2 separate regions of the Homo sapiens genome follow, and region 2 is linked to region 1. The links are chromatin loops, found by intact Hi-C in ENCODE. Cell type or tissue: natural killer cell. All regions are shown on one strand.

The links. Peaks named below come from ENCODE experiments on the same cell type or tissue, not always from the same donor. Only the 100,000 strongest peaks of a DNase experiment are listed, where the experiment ranks them.
Region 2: a loop joins it to region 1, with 15 times the contacts of the local background. A loop is called at or near these places in 8 of 110 quality-filtered maps.

The regions. Positions count from the first base shown.
Region 1 is chr2:74,103,735-74,106,234 of GRCh38, reverse strand. It overlaps TET3 (tet methylcytosine dioxygenase 3), which reads right to left. Exons shown (of 12, transcript NM_001287491.2): 12 at 1-2,500. Among named protein-coding and RNA genes, the nearest start is that of BOLA3, 43 kb to the left of the region's middle. In natural killer cell, a CTCF peak has its summit at 1,130; a DNase peak (open chromatin) is centred at 1,214.
Region 2 is chr2:73,906,642-73,909,141 of GRCh38, reverse strand. It overlaps ACTG2 (actin gamma 2, smooth muscle), which reads right to left. Exons shown (of 9, transcript NM_001615.4): 4 at 359-469; 5 at 3-87. Among named protein-coding and RNA genes, the nearest start is that of ACTG2, 15 kb to the right of the region's middle. In natural killer cell, no CTCF peak of the experiment used is centred here; a DNase peak (open chromatin) is centred at 1,021.

The DNA of each region.
Region 1 (2,500 bases):
GGGAGATAGCTGCCTTCTCGACTTGCTTTGTTTGGCCACCAAGGGAAGAACAATACAACACAACACAACACTGCTCAGAGCAGATTATAGCACGGTAAACGGGTCTAAGACAGCACCAAAAGAGGGGAGGGAAAAAAAAAAGCCAAGAGACTGGAGCCCACCTTGTTTTTGGTTGGTTGTGGTTTCAGAACGTTGATAGCACCTCAGCAAGACAGGATCAGGGACAGTCACATTAAAACACCATAGCACCATTTTATTTAGACTATTTCAATTCATAAAAATGCTTCCTAGTCCATAAAACACACTTCAGTAACAAAAGGAAAGAGATACTGGTTGAGGCACGTCAGGGATATCATATAGTTTTCCACCAGCTTTGCCTTGGTTTGAGATCTCATGGTGATTAAACCTCTAGAAGCAAGTCTGGCTGGGTTTCTCTCAATGAAATTAGGTTATCATCGACTCATTGTCAACCGTCCTTGCACATCTACTGCTGTGTGGTACAAAGCAGTTAAGCTCTGCTACTTCTTTCCTTGCTTTAGCGCTTTAAAAATCCCTTGCTCTGCAAACTACTGTTCCCAAAAGAGGCTGGTGGAAGGACCAAGAGGGGGCGGTGGGGTATCATCTCTTTCCACGCACACCATCGTCACCTTGGTGAGAAGGCAAAGCAGTACCCATGAAGCCGGGGTGTGGGAAACATTGGCCCTGCTAAAAGCCAGACCCAAAACCAAAAACCGAAAGACCCCCAAATCCATGCAACACCTTTAGTCAAGATTTCTGATGGTCAGATGATGATTTCTTGAGCTAGCACCAGTTATTTTGTGAGAACCTGCTGCGAAGCGATTTTTATTTTAAAAATCTCGTAGCACAGAACTTTACAAGCACTTCCCTTGCACGCAACAGGCAGGGAAAACAAAACAGAGCAGAAAAGGAACCAAATGTTTGCACTGCACGTGGATGGTGTCCGTGGACAGGGCACACTGGGGAGATGACTAAGACGCCATCGATTTCCGTTGCTATAATATGACTCTTCGAACTTGGTCATGCTGTTAGGTTCTTTAGTTGCAATGGCTTTATTTTTCTTCTCATGATAAAAATGTCTGTTAATCATCTTTAGGACTTAAAAAATGATAGTGCCAGTAAAAAATAAAAATTTGATTTTTCTCTTTAAGAAAGCTTCAGCAGCAAGGGGGGGATAAAGAGCTGTGCATAGTTACTTTTTAAATATATGTCTAAAGCATGCTAATTTTAATGACTGAGATTTGAGGTAGGTTAGACATGTAGTGTACAAATCAGCATGGGCTTGAGCACGGCAACCACACCGCCTAACTCTGGAAACGCCATTCTGCGGGGAGTGGGGACATCCAATGGAGACTGCCTCTTGACTCACCTCTCAGCAGCCTATCTCCTACTGCAGAAACTGATGAACCAAGGCTGTTTGGGCTGGGGGACAGACGTCGCATGCTTTTAGCTTGTATTGGTTTCTCCTTTCATCTAATGGCTTTCCTACCAAAGGGTGATGAGGGGAAGAGTTTATTTAACATACATCAGGAAGATTCACACATGCCAAGTATCAGAATCACCTGGGTTACACTCGGGACCTTCCAAACCAACAGCCAACCTGGGGCTTCCACGGGTCATACAGACGGTCACATTCTCCAAATGTTTCGTAAAATATTGTATTTCTTGCTTAAGATCATTTAAAATGAAGTTTTCAAGGCACCCCCGCATCTACCTAAGCACGGAGTCAAATGAGACCTGCATAAAAGTACTGATGCGATAAGCAAAATAGCATTTAAAGGACCCAATTTTTCCTCAAAACTAGAAAATTAGCATGCTCATTAAAGACTCTGCTTCCTTTAGCTTGTCAAACTGAAGGTCAGAGGTTTTCCTATAAATCTGAGTTCTGAATAATTCTAAGTCCTGATAAGCTCTTGGGTATTTATTTCAAAAGCAATAATATTTCATTTTTTTGTCCTGTAAAATAAATGCAACTTTACAGAATATGGTAAAAGTGGAGGATAGACAAAGCACATTAAATATTCGGCTACTATTTACAATTTCTCCCACAATTACATGTTAAAACATACTTTTTTTTTCAAGTTGCTGTTTAAATCTAGGCAAAAGTGCTTAAAAAAATCTTTCACTATTTACAGTTAAAACCAGACCACATAAATGCTCAGGACATCTTACAACGACCCTCCGCCAGTGCTTCCAAACAGATACAGTAAACACCCAGCAGGCCGGTTCTCAGCTCTTACTCAAGGCACCCGGAAGCTCAGGAACTTGCCTATAGCGGTCATCTGATTGTTAAACATGATTCATGAAGACCCATATCTGAATACAACTGCTCAGTAAATACCTGTTCATCTCAGGGCTTGGTGGTCATCCACCGTGTGGCCACATTCCCCTCTGTGTGTCCTGATGAAGCCCCCCATTCACCACACACACATCCACATGGCTAGCATGAGATCATTTCTGCTAATATCACAAGAAAAACCAA
Region 2 (2,500 bases), 200 kb after region 1:
ACCTGTCGTGCGGCCAGAGGCATAGAGGGAGAGCACAGCTTGAATGGCGACGTACATGGCAGGGACATTGAAGGTTTCAAACATGATCTTAAAGGACAATGAAGAATAAAAGATTATTTGGCAAAAATCACAGCACTTCTTGGCCTGTAGAATGGTTTGTAATCTCATTAAGGGCAGGAACTATGCCAGTTTGATAGTTCATTATTCCACACCCACTCCCCCAGGGCCTGGCATGGACCACAGACATAGCAGGTCCTCAGAGAGTTCTGTTGCACTGATGTTTGAAGGGGAGAAAGTATCTGGCCAAGCATCCATGTTGCATTCTTATGCCAGTGTTCAAGTCTTCCTGGCTTCTTACCTGGGTCATCTTTTCCCTGTTGGCCTTGGGATTTAGGGGAGCCTCTGTGAGCAGGGTGGGGTGCTCTTCAGGTGCTACACGCAGCTCATTGTAGAAGGAGTGGTGCCAGATCTAGTGGAGACAAAAGCCATATGAGCCTGGCAGACTCCCAATGGCTGGAAAATTCTCATTGACATTCCCATGCTGGGAGAGTGTGGCACCATGTTACACAGGATGGGATGGATCTGGAGAGGAGAATGGTCAGCCCTGGAAATTTCTGATTGACATTTAAAGGGTATACTCCTTCTCAACAGGGCCCCAGGTAGGACTCAGACCTGGAACCAGTATTTTCTATGTGTTCATTATTTCCATTTGACCTTCCCTCCTCTTCACTCTCCTACAGTCTCTCCCCTGCCTTTGTGCACTGAGTGATGCAAGGCACATTGTATCACTCAAGTGTTCATTGCTTTCTGGCTTCTGGCTATATTTGGCTGATAGAAGATTCCTGCAAGAGGCTGGAAAGTAGGAGGGCAAAAGAAGTCAGGGTCTATCTCCTGACAATGGCGTGGCCCTCCATGAGCACAGTTCCTGTTGGGCAGCCCCTCTTTCAGAGCTCAAGCTCTCACTAAGCTCCAATGACACTGCCCTCGTCACCTGACCCCTTCATGTTTAGGGGTGTGAGAGCTCCCTCTGTTGCTGGCTCTTGGGTGCCTCGACATCCCTTTGTAGTTGCCTTAACCCTATGCACATTTCTGTAGGACATTCATTTAACCAGTTGTAAAACCCCAGCTGAGTATACACTGTCAAACAATTTCAAAACCGCAGCTGAGTGTACACTATCTCCTGCTGAGAATCTGACAGAGGCACTTGGGCTCAATTTTCACTGGCTATTATTGGCCAGGCTGGTGCTTTAAAGCAGGGTTTCTCAATCGCAGCTCTATGACATTTTAGGTTGGATAATTCTTTGTTGTGGAGGGCCGACCAGTATCCCTGGTCTCCACCCACTGGATGCTAGCAGCAGTTTTCCAGTTGTGACAATAAAAAATGTCTGCAGACATTGCCAAATGTCCTTTGGGAAGCAAAATCATCCTGGTTAAGAACCACCGCTTAGCCTGGGCAACACACTGTGGGCCTGTCTCTACAAAAAGATAAAAAATTAGCCAGGCATGGTAGCGCCTGCCTGTAATCTCAGCTACTCAGGAGGCTGGGGCAGGAGGATCGCTTGAGCCCAGGAGGTCAAGGCTGCAGTGAGCTGTGATCATGGCACTGCACTCCAGCCTGGGCAACAGAGCAAAACCCTGTCTCAAAAATAAAAAAGAACCACTGTTTTAGAGGAAGTTAATTTCTTCCTGTGTCCAGTTCCTTCTTCAGTGATCAAGTACGACCAAAAAGGAGTCTTTCAGAGGGATTGGGCAAAGTGTAGCAGGGACATGGGGCTTTGGTTTCCTCAGAGGTGAGGCACAGGGTCATTTGATGCCATTGGACCCATGTATTTATGGACCGCCAGGTTTGTGCTAAGACGGTGGTAAGTGTGATGAGGGCAGATATGAATCAGACATGGCACCCTATTCTCAGTTGCAAAGTCCAGAGGGGAGAGAGACGTTTAAAAAAGACCAAAACAAACAAAAAGAAAAACACAAGCCACATTTTAAGTGAAAGAAGAGGTAGGAGTAATTCATTATCTGAGGGATTTAAATGGGCCTTGAGGGCAAAAGAAGGTCTCCAGAGGCTGCTGCAAAAGGCATCCGAGGCAGAGGGAATGGCACAGGCAGAGGCCCTGGACTGTGAGCATTGCACAGGAGCCTGAAGGACAGCAACTGGTCTTAAGGAGGGGACCCCATGCTACTTAAAATGTGCTTCCTCAAGGCCCTGTCTCAGAGTCACCTGGGATCATCTGACCCACTGAACCAGAATCCTTGGGTGTTGGGCTCAAGCATCTGCACTTGATTTTGGTTTCTTTTTTGGAGTTTTTATACCTTAAAAGTTAAAGATGTTGATAATTTTTAAAGTTAGAAAAATATTTTTAAGGTCGAGTGTGGTGACTTATGCCTGTAATCCCAGCACTTTGGGGAGCTGAGACAGGCAGATTGCTTGAGCCCAGGGGTTGGAGACCAGCCTGGGTAACAAAGTGAGACCCTGTCTCTACAAAAAATTAAAAAATCA